5 separate regions of the Homo sapiens genome follow, and all the other regions are linked to region 1. Evidence: chromatin contacts called from ENCODE Hi-C or POLR2A ChIA-PET data. All regions are on one chromosome and are shown on one strand. The core of a region is the stretch at or near the end of the contact, and the rest is flanking DNA. Distances in the headings are between cores, read along the strand shown.

Region 1 (2,549 bases), core at 24-2,523:
TCACTGCACCTGGCCTGGAATATAATTGCCAACAATAAAAGATCTAGGCCCGGCACGGCGGCTCACGTCTGTAATCCTAGCACTTTGGGAGGCCAAGGCAGGAGGATCACTTGAGCACAAGAGTTGGACACTAGCCTGGGCAACACGGTGAGACTCCATCTCTACAAAAAATAGAAAAAGTTAGCTGGGCGTGGTGGCACGAGTCTGTGGTCCCAGCTACTTGGAAGAGTGAAGTGGGAAGATCGCTTGAGCCCAGGAGGTTGAGGCTGCAGTGAGTGGTGATCGCACCACTGCACTCCCGCCTGGGTAGCAGAGTGAGACCCTGTCTCAAAAAAATAAAAAGAAAAGGGGTCTCACTATGTTGCCCAGGTTGGTCTCAAACTCCTGCCCTCAAGCAATCCTCCCGTCTCAGCCTCTCAATGTGCTGAGATAACAGGCGTGAGCCATGGCGCCCAGCCAAGAATCTACTTTTGCATAACAATGATTCATTCCCTGCACAGATCCTCTGGGAACAGACTTCAGGTACCAATGCCACTTCCCACTGATTCCACACTTTGAAAGACAACAGCGTTGTATGTTGAGCCTGTCTGCTTCTCACGAAATGCAGCCACAACCGGCTCGGTATTTTTTCCTATCCTTCGTGTTGCAGATTCAAGTGCCCCGTACAAAGGGAAGGAAGGGCACAAGTGGCTGCTCCCGCCTCAAGAAAGGAGAACTCGAGGCCAAGGCTTTTGCCGGCGGTAACACCCTCGTGGCACCCCAGGGCCAGGTCTCGGCGCTGCACACAAAGGGGTGCTCGCGTCCTGCTGCGCGGACTTCGAAACCCCCTGTTTGTCCCCCGGGGTCAGCCCACACACTCTGGGGGCTTCGGTTTGTCATCCGTCAAATGGACACAGCACCACTGCCCACCTCTTCGGGCAGTGGTGAGAACTCGATAAGAGGATGCGTGGCCAGCGCTGGGACCGCGACAGTGCTTGGGAAGCCACTTCTGTCACCGTCTCAAGGGACAGCTCGCCCCCCGCTCCCTCTCCGGTGGGCTCCACCGCCCCCGTAGCCGCCGTCCTTACCACAGCACTCGCACGACCAGCTCGAAGAACCCTGGGAAGACCAAGTCGTCGCTGGCGATGGCCCAGCGCCGGCCGAAGAGTACCATCCCCGGCATGGCGAAGGTCCCGTAGCTCGCACTCAGGAGAGACCCCGCGCGCCGTTCACCGAGAACAAACCAGCACCCTCCGGACGCCGCCACCAAATTATCGGCGCTCAAGCGCAAACGCAGCGAGGGCGGGGACCTGCGCATGCTCACGCTGAGGCCGAGATCGGCGCAAGCGCACTGAGCCCTACACCGCCTCTTCCGCCGGAGCTGTCTGCGCCTGCGCAGAAACGCTGATCCGGAAGGCGCTGGCTGAGTCGATTGCAGGTCTGCCGGTCGGTGAAATCCGTTCTGGTATTTTCTTTTTCTTTTTCGTGAAGAGTGCAGTGATATCCGTTCTGGTGATATTTCCTTTTCCTTTTTTTTTTTTTTTTTTTTTTTTTTTTTTTTTTTTTTTTGGTGACGGAGTCTCGCTCTGTTCCCAGGCTGGAGTGCAGTGGGTGTGATCTCGGCTCACTGCATCCTCCGCCTCCCGGGCTCAAGCGATTCACCTGTCTCAGGCTCCGGTGTAGCTGTGATTACAGGAGCGCGCCACCACGGCTAATTTTTGTATTTTTAGTAGAGACGAAGTTTCACCATGTTGGCCAGGCTGGTCTCGAACCCCTGACCTCAAGTGATCCGCCCGCCTGGGCCTCTCAAAGTGCTAGGATTACAGGCGTGAACCACTGCGCCCGGCCCTGTTTGTCTGTTTGTTTAAGGCAGCGTATGGCTCTGTCGTTCAGGGTGGAGTGCAGTGGCGCAATCATGACTCACTGCAGCCTTGAACTCCTGAATGCCGCCTTGAATTCCTGGATTCCAGCGACTCTCCCACCTCAACCTCCTGAGTAGCTGAGACCAAAGGCACGTGCCACACTCCCGGCTAATTTATTTTTATTTATTTATTTATTTATTTATTTATTTATTTAGAGACATAGTTTTGCTCTTGTTGCCCCAGGCTGGAGTGCAATGGCGCGATCTTGGTTCACCACAACCTCCATCTCCTGGGTTCAAGCGATTCTCCTGCCTCAGCCTCCTGAGTAGCTGGGATTACAGGCATGTGTCACCATGCCCAGCTAATTTTGTATTTTTAGTAGAGATGGGGTTTCTCCATAAATTTTCCTATTTTTTGTAGAGACCGGAGTCTCACTCTGTTGCCCAGGCCGGTCTTGAACTCCTGGCCTCAAACCATCCTCCCGCCGCAGCCTCCCAAAGTGCTGGTATTACAGGCGTGAGCCACTACACCTGACCGAAATTTTCATTTTATAAGGAGGGACGCTTCAGGCCTGGAGGAATTAGCTAGCCTAGAGACCCAGGCTGTCAATGGCAGGTGTGGGACTCATATCCCGTTCTGTGAGACTTGCAAGCATGGGACAACATTGCTTCCATCTGTGCCCCTTGCTGTAAGGAGCCCGTGTTAGGA
Region 2 (2,549 bases), core at 50-2,549, 190 kb before region 1:
TGTAAAGACAGGCAGGCCAGAGGCTTAACACACTGATGACTAACAGTTTTGAATGCCTACTATTACAATCGTCGAGATTTTTGATAAATTCTTCATATAAATAATTTCACTTCGGTTTTTTAACAGCTTAGGGAGATTAAGTAACTTACACAAAATCACAAGGCTAGAAATGACAGAGCTGCAGATATTTACTTAAAAATATGTCAATACCAAATATTTGTCAACACCAATCAGGCTCAAATGTTTAAACAAACTTATGTAAGCATACAGAAAGTATGAATACAAATTCTCAGAACCATTAACATTATAGATGACAATATTCTGCCTTGAACAAGGGGAATTACCCGAAATATCCTCAATGGCTGACCTGATATAGCAAACAGGGAAAAGTTCTGAAATCCTAATTCCTAGAGACCCCAAGGGAAAAGAGGGCCTCTCCAATCCCACAGGACTAAGACTATTTAGGAAGGAATGGCTACATAGTTATCTCCAGCATGATGCATCCCAACAGAGTCGGCCGTGAAGAAGCTGGGCTGAGGACCAGAAAGGCCCCCACCACAGCACTGCAGTAGTCCTGGGGGTCCAGCACCTCATCAAGATAGGGAGGGAGGGATATGTTGGGGACATCAGGAGAAAACAGCTTCTACTTCAAGTCTCTTATGAAATTAAGGACTTACAGACTCCCTATGTGGGGGAGACGCTCAGGTTAGTGTGACTACCCAAGTTTGACCTTTAATCTGTTTTTTTTTTTTTTTTTTTTTTTGAGATGGAATCTCCCTCTGTCACCCAGGCTGAAGTGCAGTGGCGCGATCTCTGCTCACTACAAGCTCCGCCTTCCAGGTTAACGCGATTCTCCTGCCTCAGCCTCCTGAGTAGCTGGGACTACAGGTGCCCGCCACTACGCCCAGCTAATTTTTTGTATTTTTAGTAGAGACAGGGTTTCACTGTGTTAGCCAGGATGGTCTCGATCTCCTGACCTCGTGATCCACCCACCTCGGCCTCCCAAAGTGCTGGGATTACAGGCATGAGCCATTGCGCCCGGCCAACCTTTAATCTGTTTAACCAAAGTTGAAATGGCCCTGTCAATAACTTTACAACTCTAAGGAAACAGCACTCCTGTAAAATCTGTTCTTGAAATTCCCAGTCACTGATCCAATCAACTACATTTCGTGATGGCTGAAACCAAGATAAAACCGCCTACAGCAAGTCCTGAGACTCGAGAACTTCTGCCGGGATATTCTCTCCAAAGGGAGTCACTGGCCACTGGTTCAGGCAGGGGGCCCTAGAGCACACTCCCATTTGTGGAACTCCCAGGCAGGCCTGCACCAAACCTCAAGGGGGCTGAAAGGACTAGGATAGTGGACTTCTCTCTGAAGACACAAATTCTTTGCTCCCCTTTACAGGTATAACAGAAATGGGAGATAAATGTTTTAGCGCAGAACTTAACAAGACTTCTGAAGTAGATGGTCTTCATTACCTTTAGATGCAAGACAGTCCGCTCTTCACCAGAATCATAATAGGTAATACTTGACAGGAAGACATGCAAAGAGAGAAGCCCCCAGACTCCTCTCCTGAGAAGGAAAAAGTGGGGAGCGGTGGAAGCAGTGGGAAGGTAATAGAGACTTAAATCCTAAAACAAATGTCCAAGTACTAACAGCAGCAGAACCCAGGGGAAATAGCTTATGTTCTTTCCAGATGAAAAAAATTAAAAAGTCATGTTCTGCATGTCCAGCCAAATTACTGGGCACTTGTCAGGCAGAGCAACTACTGGGGGAGCCAAGGGAGGGCAGGACACACCACATCCATGTGGACTCTGCTCCCTCTGAGAGCTGTCATCAAGAGTGAAGCTGGCGGGACAACGTGTGGCGAGCAAGAGCTAGCAGACTTCAAGACCAGTCTGACCACAAAAAGGAAGGAAAGAAGGCATTTGACTTTCTTTTGTGAAAACTGAAACATCCTAGTAACCATCTGACTAGTATACAGTTTAACCACTACTTTGAACTAAATTTCAGGAACATAGTCCATAACAGACACCCTGTGATTCCCGAGAAAACGCAACATTTTAGAAGAAGACTTATCCAACGTGAAGATTTTTTTTTACATAAGGCAATGAAAGGCATCATTTATTCTCGAAATGTGTCATGCTCTCAGAAGTGTGGTCATATACTGAATCAAAGTCTACAATCACTCATCTTCCCACGCCTGGGAAATACAGCCTCATCATGTGAACAGGCCAAACATTCAAAAGACACTAAAATTCTTCAATTTTCCCATACTCTAACACAAACAAAACTGAATTCATTTGTCTGATCCTTTCTCAACTCAAAAAAATTTTAATCTAATTACTGAAACTTGGAAAAGGACATTCTTGATTATTTTATTTCCTCTCTGTAAAGAACTAAAAGGAAGTCCTGTCTTCTAACAGAATATTAAATTGCCAATGCCACCTTTGATTACTGCATACTTCTAAATGTACACGTTAAAATACACATAAAGATTTGCCAAATGAAACAATGTATTTCTAAGAATACGAAAACGTATTTTGTTTT
Region 3 (2,549 bases), core at 13-2,512, 190 kb after region 1:
ATCACTGTGAGGGTCTGATTCAAGGGGTTGGGGCTGCACCCCTCTGTGGGACTAAGGTTTGAGTCCTCCTCTATCTTATTATTATTTTGAGACAGAGTCTCACCTTGTCGCCCAGGCTGGCGTGCAGTGGTGTGATCTCGGCTCACTGCACCCTCTGCCTCCCGGCTTCAAACGATTCTCCTGCCTCAGCCTCCCAAGCAGCTGGGACTACAGGGGTGCGCTACCACGGCCGGCTAATTTTTGTATTTTTAGTAGAGATGGGGTTTCACCCACCATGTTAGCCAAGCTAGTCTCGAACTCCTGACCTCGTGATCCGCCCGCCAAGACCTCCCAAAGTGCTAGGATTACAGACACCGTGCCTGGCCGAGTCCTCCTCTATCTCTTGCCCAGTCAGGCCTGGGGTCCCCACAGAAAAGCACCAAGAACAGTGGTGCAGGCGGGCTGGGAGCTGGGGAAGGGGCCCAGGCCACACCATTCCAGGCGGAAGACAGACCCTGGACTCCACCAATGCCAGAGCTCATCCTGACACCCCAGCTGCACCTCTTGGGAGCAGGTGCAGACAGGCTTGTGGGTGGGGGTCTGGGGGTGGCCGCTGAGCTCACCGACCCCTCCCTGGGTTCCTGGGGTCGCCTGTCACTTCTGCCCCCACACTGGCCATGCCCTCTGCCTGGACATCGCTTCCCTGCCCGTGACCCCATGTCCCTCCAAGTGCGGGCTCCACAACCCCAGTCTCCTCCTGCACTCAACCGCCACAGTCCACCCATAAGACGTTCACCCCGCCCGTCCCTCCTCCCTCCCCACCCACAAGACGTTCACCCCGCGCGGGCCCGGGGATCTGGTGGAGGCGTGGACACCTGGCCCCCTCCCCACCACAGGGGTCGCCTCCTCCCTCCACCATCCTGGGGTCCCGGGCAGGCTCCGTGGACTGGCGGAGGGGGCCCAGCGCGGGGCCTGGTCCTCAGCGGGCGCCCCGATGAACGAGGCCGGGCTGGGGTTCGGGGAAGGCGGTGGTCGCAGCGGCGGGACCTCGGGGTCACCTCCGAGACCTGGCCAGGGTGTCCAGGAGCGGGGCGAGGTTGTGGGCGCCCCACGAGTGTCGAGGGCGCTCCCGTCCCCTCCCCGCATGCCCCGTCCTCGCCCCGGCCCGAGGCCCAGCTGGGCAAACCCCCGCAACCCGCGCTTCCCCGCTCCGCGCCGCTGCCCCCGCGTGACCGGAAGTTCCTCCCCCCGCGGGCGCGGGCGGGGCGGGGCCGGCCGGCGGTACTTCCGGTGCCCACGCGCCGCCGTCGCGCAGCTCCCGGGCCGTCACTTTGTGTAGCGCGGGGTCCGCCGCCGGCCCGCAGGCCCCGGCCCCGGTGTCCGGCCCGTGGCTCGGCCAGCCCGGCCCGCGCGGTGAGTGGGTCTCGCGGGGCCGGTGGGCGGCGGCGCGGGCGGCAGGTGCGGGCGGGCCGGGCTTGCGCTCGGGGGCGGCGGCGGCGGCGGGGCCGGGCTGGCCCTCGACGCCCGGCGCGGGGAGGCCGCGGGGAGGCGGCGGGGCCGGGGCCTGCAGAGTCGGAGCGGAACGCGGGTAGGGACTTCCGCGGCAGCGCCCCCGCCTCCCGGACCCCCGTCCGGGCCTGCGCGTTGCCGACCCCCGGGGCCGGTCCGGGCAGGAGGCGGAGGGGGCAGGCCCGGGAGGCCACGCGTGACACCTCGGGGTGCCCGCCCACGCCTTCTCGGCCGCAGCGGCAGGGGCTGGGCCGCGGCCGCCCCCAGGACACACCCATCCAGGAGGGGCTGTCATCGTCTAGGTCTCTGCAGGAGGAGGCGGCTCCGGACGCCCCCTGGGGGGCGGGAGGCGCTCGGCCCGTCGCCCCAGGAGCCCGCTTTGTGACCTTGGGGGCCTTATCCGGGCTTTCCCTCATCTGCAGAAGGAGCCCCGGTGGGCTGCTCGGCTGTCTTCTGCTGCCGGCAGGTAGGTAGGGACACCCATCCCTGGGATTGGATGGGGTCTGGGCTGTCCCGCGTGGCAGCAGAGGTAGGAAAGGGGCTGGGCTTTGGTCGAGGACCCGATGGGCAAGAGGAAGTGCAGGTACCAGGAGGATCAGGCCCCCAGCTCTGCTTGTGTGGGGAGACCTCGGTGCTTGGTTTGGTTCAACAAGTGTGGGCAGGTCTGGGGGCCGGGTGGGGTGGTGAGGGGGCTACCCTGGGGAACCTGAGATGGCCCCCGTGGAAATAACCTGCACCAGGAGCAAACCCAGGAAAGTAGGGGGATCCAGAATCCGAGGACAGACAGTGAGGACTGTGGTGGTCGGGGAAGGAAGTCCTTCAGGAGGGCATGAAGACCCGAAGGGCTCTGAGGGCAGCGGGGGCCACCCAGAGGGAATGAAGGGGGCTAGACACAAGCACACCCCCACATCTCCCGCTCTCTGAGTTGGGTTTCCCTGGCTTTGGAGCTTTTGTGAGGAGTTTCTATCAACTTTCAAGCTTTGCCTCTTCTTCCTGCCCTTGCCTCGCTCCCTTCTCCTCTTGGGAGATACCTTGTCACCTCCCATTCTAAATGTTGGCTG
Region 4 (2,549 bases), core at 34-2,533, 180 kb before region 1:
TCATCCTGAAGCATTCAATACTGCTGATTCTTACAGGCAGCTGCACCGGCAGCCTGTAATTAAGATTTCTCTAAACTGCTCCCTTATTACATGGGGTTCTGATGATTCTGATGATTTCTCTGTCAGCTCAAAGGAGATCTTCAGGAAAAAAAAAAAAAGTCTAGAGAACCTCAACTTCGGCTGTTCCTGTAAAAACACGGGCATTAACCCTTTGCTTTCCAAAGCGAACACCCACTCCATACAGAGGCACGTTCCTCTGTTTTTAAAATCTAATTCCCAGCATGACCCAGCAGTCATTTGTATTCCACTAAATAATTTCCAACAAACACGATTCCTCCAGCAAGAGGAAACCGAACGTCAGACACAGACCACCTGGGCCACGACGCGCATCGACCCGACCCACTCGGGAGCACACCTGGCTCCGGGCACACCTGGCTCTCCGGTCTTGCCTCTGTGCTGGGTGCAGCTCGTGTCTCCCACCCTCGGCTCCACGGAGTTTTTTGCTCAATCTGTCGCGTCTGCCGTTTCCTAAAACGTCTACCCTGAACTGAACTCCAGCTGGCCCCCTCCCCGTTCGAGCAAATCCAGCGACCGTTTCTGACCCAAAGCCAAGCAGACTGTCACGCTTTCCAACCGTTTCCCCTGCCCTCCCGTCCTGTACACTCGAGGAGCCTCCAGTGCAAAACTTTCCCCTCCCGGTTTCCCACCGGCTCAGCCGCTTCCGCCCACCTGAGCTGAAAGGGGGCGTCCGAAACGCCGGGCTCCGGAGGGCATGAACGCCCTTGGCGACAAGATGCGGGGAAGGTCGCCCCGCAAGGTCCCCCGCCCCAGAGGAGCGACACCCAAACCCCGGCCCGAGACTCCGGGGCGACCCCAGCCCGCGGCAGCCCCGGCCTGGTACCCAGACCCTCGCCAGCGCCGAACGGCGACCCCGGCCCGCCCCCTCCCTCGGCCCCCGGAGACCCAGCCTCGGCCCTGGCCCGGCGTGCCTCAGGCCTCCAGCGGACGCCGCTGCCGCTGCCCCCGACCCCGTCTCCTCCGGCGAACCCCGGCCCAGCGCCGCGCCCTCGACCCCCAGCCCCCGGCCCCCGACCCCAGGCCGCCGGCGAGCCCACCACACCTCCGACACTCACCGCCACCACCCTCGCCGCCGCCGTCTTCATCCATCTTGAGGCCACTCCCGCAGCCGGCGAGCCGGGGGCCGGCAGCAGAGGGGCCGCGGGCTGGGGACGCCGCCGGAGGGAGCGCGCAGGCGACCGGGCGGCTCCTCAGCGCGCGGCCCGGGTCGCGGCCGGGCCTCCTCCCGCCGGGCGGGGCCTCGCTGGTCGGCGTGCCGTCACGTGACCCATGCCCCGCCTCTGCCCGCGGTGGGCGGGGCGTGAGGCCGCGCAGCCCCGCCCTCGGGAACCGGCCGGGCCGGCGGCGTCTGCGCTGGGGAAGGCTGTAGACCTGGCCCCTGAAGTGCAGGCCGATCCGGTGTGCGTGGAGCGAAGCCTCCTCGCCCTCAGCATTCCAGTAGCCTGCGGACGGGCGTGGGGCCCCGGACACTGGAACGCCACACTCTGCAAAACCCAGTGGCCAGGGGTGCAACTTGCACGTGCACTCGGGGTAAAAGATCAAGAAACGAATGCATTCAGAAGTCAGGCCTGGCCAGGCTCGGTGGCTCACACCTGTATTCCAATACTTTGAGAGGCTGAGGTGGGAGGATCGCTGGAGAACAAAAGTTGGAGACCAGCCCCGATAACATAGCGACCCAGGCATGGTGGCATGTGCCTGTAGTTCCAGCTACTGGGGAGGCTGAGGTGGGAGGTCACGTCACTTGAGCCCAGTAGGTAGAGGCTGCAGTGAGTTATTATTGCACCACTGCACTCCAGTCTGGGTGACAGAGTGAGACCCTGTCTCAAAAAAAAAAAGAACAAGGTCAGGCCTTCTCCTTCCTAAGACATGCATGTCAGAAGAATTCCAGCCTTTCAGCTGTCTTATATTTAATGGAGCCTCTCCTCCTTCCCTCCTGGTGAGTGCATTTTTAAATTAACAAAATGCAGGGCTTGTAAATGAATGTGGTCATGAGGTTGGAACGGAATCCCGATTCAACACACCTGGGGCTCAGCTCTCAAAGGGCATTGTAGGGGTTGGCCAATCTGGCGGCTGATGCCCTTGGAGTTTAGCGCCAGTCTTCCTTGGAGAGCTGCCAGCTGTCCTGGATTTATGATGCAGGAGGAGCTCTGAATTCAGTTTCCCTTGGGCACAGCCAGGGTCCTCAGCACAGGCCTCCTGGGCAGAAGGCCTCCCCTGGCCCCTGCTCCACATCGATGGATCTCCTCTCTCACTCCCCATATCTCTCTTCCAGTAACTCCTGAAGCATTGCTTGTGGCCCCTCCCAAGCCTTTCTGTTGGAACTCAATCGCATTAAAGAAAAGCAAACATTGTAATGGAGGAGATAGCTCATCTCTAATATAATTTTCCAGCAACTGTTTTATATTTACAAGCTGTCCATTGAACCAAAGGATCCTTCCGTTGTCATCTATCAAAGTGGACAATTTCACCTT
Region 5 (2,549 bases), core at 35-2,534, 140 kb after region 1:
AACGAGTGGTACAGAGGTGACTGGGCCTGGTGCCAGCGTTGTCCCCTTGTGGCCTGGCCTCCGTCAGCAGAGCCCCAAGTCCACCGGAACATTCACTCCCATGGGCTTCGGAGCAACCTTCAAGAGATCTTTCTACCTGCCTTTCCATGTCATGAGAGGAAGAAACAAGAATGACAAGTGTATGACTGCCTTTGAGCTGTAGTTCCCGTTTATTTACACATGTGGATCCTCGTTTTCCAAGCATGGCTTGTTTGTTTTGATTTCTGCTGTGCTTATAAATCACTTTCGGTGGGCAAGGGAGAGAGGGGAAAATGGGTGTTGACTGAGGAATCCCCCTTGCTTGTCTTCTTTTGAAACCGGGCATCTCTGAAGTCCTGGTGTCAAGGGGATCAAGAGATGACTTCTCAGAGGTTCTAGGTGATGCTGAGACCTTGGTGTCTCTAAACTCTGGGCATGTGGACAGGAGGGGCTTGCGGCCGTGTCTCTGACCTGTGTGATGTGCAGGAGGGTCTCATTGACTCAGCGCCTGCGCGTTGTGCCTGGCTGTGCTCTCTTTTATGCCCCCTCTATTCTCCTCTCTCCCCCAGGGGATTTTCATCTCAACAACAGAGTGTCCTCACCCAGGCCTGCCTTCCGGCCAGTATGGGCTTGTACATCAGGCACCTTCCTGCATGTGTGGCCTCCGGCCTGCCCTCCTCTAGCCACATTCAAGTCCTTTCTCACCAGTTTAAAAATTGTGAAAGTGAACTGCCACCTATTTCAGAGGAGACATGACTGCCAGAAACGAGGTCTTGGTGCGGAAGGTCTTTGGAGTGGGAGGGCTCTCAGGTGCAGGTGGCAGGTGTTCTGCACCTTGCTAGGCCAAGGAGCCCGCAGTCAGAGAGGCTGGGAAGTGGGAGTCAGGGGCAGGGGGCCTTCCAGCCATCTTCCCCCGTACCCCCCAGCTGAGAACAGATGGAAACGTGAAGACGGGTAGCTGGGGCGGCCAGGGAACCCAAGTCCGCTGGCCGAAGCCAAAGCCCGGCACCACCCCCAATTCTTGCTGGTGGAAAGCACCGTGAAATCAACCAGCGGCAGCTCTGAACGCGACGCACAGCCCGCGAGGGAGCCTGGGCAAGGACGGAGCGGGCCTGCACCGGCGGTTGGGCGGGCTCCGGGGGCGGGGTCCACCTGGGACCGCGGCGCGCCCCTCACCGCTCGCGCCGCCAGGGGGCGCCCTCCGGAGAGCGCGCCTAGGCCGCGGCCTGCGCTTGGCCCCTGCGGGCCGCCGTCTCCGTGCCCGGCATTCGGCCGCTGTTCGGCTGCGCGGCGGCAGCTCCCGGCGGCTCCTGGCGGCGCCGCAGTCGGACCTTCGGGCGCCTGCTGGCCGGCGGCAGCAGCGATGGCCCCCTGAGCAGGCAGGGAGCAGGCGGCGGCAGGCGGGCAAGCGGGCGGGTGCCGCAGCCCAGGCCCGGGTCGCGCCTCTTTGTTTCCACGGGTAGCGGCGCAGTCCCGGGCCCCGGGCGGAAGTGAGACGCGCTCGGCGCGGGGGCCGCGGCGGCCGCACCATGAGCGACATCCGCCACTCGCTGCTGCGCCGCGATGCGCTGAGCGCCGCCAAGGAGGTGTTGTACCACCTGGACATCTACTTCAGCAGCCAGCTGCAGAGCGCGCCGCTGCCCATCGTGGACAAGGGCCCCGTGGAGCTGCTGGAGGAGTTCGTGTTCCAGGTGCCCAAGGAGCGCAGCGCGCAGCCCAAGGTGCGGCCTGAGACGGTCGGGTTCCCGGGCCCCGCAGGCGGGCGGGCGGGCCTTTTCCCCAGCGATGCAGGGCTGTGTCAAGCCGCGGGCGCCCCATGTCCAGGATCCCCGCGCTCGCGCTCGGCCTCGCTCCTGCAGCAGCCCCCAAACCCTTCTCCGGGTCCTGCAGTGTTGCTCAGCTGCCTGTCCAGTCTGCGGGGCGTGTGACAGCCGAGTCTTGGTGTTAAAGGGACAAACTGGCGACTGCCCGCTCCCTAGAGGTCTGTTGGGCTGTTACCGAAAGGCTCATCCTGAACCCTCCAGGAGGATGTATAATGATCTGTATGGCTTTCTTCTTACATCTTTTTCTTTTTTTTTTCTTTCTCTGCCTTTTTTTTTTTCGAGACAAGGTTTCACTACGTTGCCCAGGCAGGAGTGCAGTGGTGCAATCACAGCTCACTACAACCTTGAACTCCTGGGCTCAAGTAATCCTCCCGCCTCATCCTTCTGAGTAGCTGGGACTCCAGGCGTGCACCACCATGCCCAGCTAATTTTTGAATGTTTTGTAGAGATGGGGCCTCCCTGTGTTACCCAGGCTGGTCTCAAACTCCTGGGCTCAAGATTCTCTCTCCTTGGCCTCCAAAGTGTTGGAATTACAGGCGTGAGCCACAACGCCTGGCCTATATGACTTTTTTCTAAGATCAACAGCAAAGATCTCCCTGAGACCTGAGCTTTACGAAGGGCGAAAAGTTCTACGGGAACTTTACGAAGGGCGAAAAGTTCTACGGGAAAATACTGTTATTTCCTGTTTTTCTTTTTTTTTTTTTTTTT

The links. Hi-C counts contacts between places; a loop is a spot of excess contacts on that map. ChIA-PET counts read pairs that join two places held with the same protein, here RNA polymerase II (POLR2A). Pooled maps may share reads with other maps.
Region 2: a loop to region 1 is called in a pooled map, with 3 times the contacts of the local background. The contact joins the enhancer-like site here to the promoter of DAGLB in region 1. A Hi-C loop is called at or near these places in 1 of 37 single-sample maps with no recorded cell type and 6 of 50 pooled maps. POLR2A ChIA-PET finds 5 or more read pairs at or near these places in 3 of 52 experiments (BJ, CD8-positive, alpha-beta memory T cell and OCI-LY7).
Region 3: a pooled map shows a loop between it and region 1 (9-fold over the local background). The contact joins the promoter of ZNF316 here to the promoter of DAGLB in region 1. A Hi-C loop is called at or near these places in 7 of 50 pooled maps. POLR2A ChIA-PET finds 5 or more read pairs at or near these places in 5 of 52 experiments (B cell, HCT116, activated CD8-positive, alpha-beta T cell and 2 more).
Region 4: a loop to region 1 is called in a map of CD4-positive, alpha-beta T cell, with 4 times the contacts of the local background. The contact joins the promoter of CYTH3 here to the promoter of DAGLB in region 1. A Hi-C loop is called at or near these places in 7 of 168 maps with a recorded cell type or tissue (CD4-positive, alpha-beta T cell, PC-3, PC-9 and 4 more), 5 of 37 single-sample maps with no recorded cell type and 21 of 50 pooled maps. POLR2A ChIA-PET finds 5 or more read pairs at or near these places in 5 of 52 experiments (A549, AG04449, B cell and 2 more).
Region 5: a pooled map shows a loop between it and region 1 (12-fold over the local background). The contact joins the promoter of INTS15 here to the promoter of DAGLB in region 1. A Hi-C loop is called at or near these places in 10 of 50 pooled maps. POLR2A ChIA-PET finds 5 or more read pairs at or near these places in 9 of 52 experiments (B cell, CD4-positive, alpha-beta T cell, CD8-positive, alpha-beta memory T cell and 6 more).

Annotation. Positions count from the first base shown.
Region 1 is chr7:6,446,681-6,449,229 of GRCh38, forward strand. It overlaps DAGLB (diacylglycerol lipase beta), which reads right to left and starts at 1,274. Exons shown (of 15, transcript NM_139179.4): 1 at 1,068-1,274. The coding sequence starts at 1,162. RefSeq lists an enhancer at 1,482-1,531.
Region 2 is chr7:6,255,019-6,257,567 of GRCh38, forward strand. The region is part of intron 1 of CYTH3 (cytohesin 3); the gene reads right to left. Among named protein-coding and RNA genes, the nearest start is that of CYTH3, 16 kb to the right of the region's middle. RefSeq lists an enhancer at 1,618-1,667. Within about 2 kb of position 1,300, at least 15 of the 41 ENCODE cell types and tissues checked have a DNase peak (open chromatin) inside an H3K27ac peak, as active enhancers do.
Region 3 is chr7:6,636,056-6,638,604 of GRCh38, forward strand. It overlaps ZNF316 (zinc finger protein 316), which reads left to right and starts at 1,263. Exons shown (of 9, transcript NM_001278559.2): 1 at 1,263-1,392; 2 at 1,791-1,954. RefSeq lists silencers at 943-1,362, 1,603-2,032 and an enhancer at 2,093-2,142.
Region 4 is chr7:6,271,341-6,273,889 of GRCh38, forward strand. It overlaps CYTH3 (cytohesin 3), which reads right to left and starts at 1,284. Exons shown (of 13, transcript NM_004227.4): 1 at 1,134-1,284. The coding sequence starts at 1,167. RefSeq lists enhancers at 1-621, 622-1,343 and silencers at 662-831, 1,152-1,511.
Region 5 is chr7:6,588,737-6,591,285 of GRCh38, forward strand. It overlaps INTS15 (integrator complex subunit 15), which reads left to right and starts at 1,285. Exons shown (of 6, transcript NM_024067.4): 1 at 1,285-1,739. The coding sequence starts at 1,548. It overlaps ZDHHC4 (zDHHC palmitoyltransferase 4), which reads left to right. Exons shown (of 8, transcript NM_001134389.2): 8 at 1-638. The coding sequence ends at 174. LOC124901582 (a long non-coding RNA gene) reads right to left here and starts at 1,168. Exons shown (of 2, transcript XR_007060201.1): 1 at 724-1,168; 2 at 187-489. RefSeq lists enhancers at 427-1,265, 890-1,039 and a silencer at 1,110-1,609.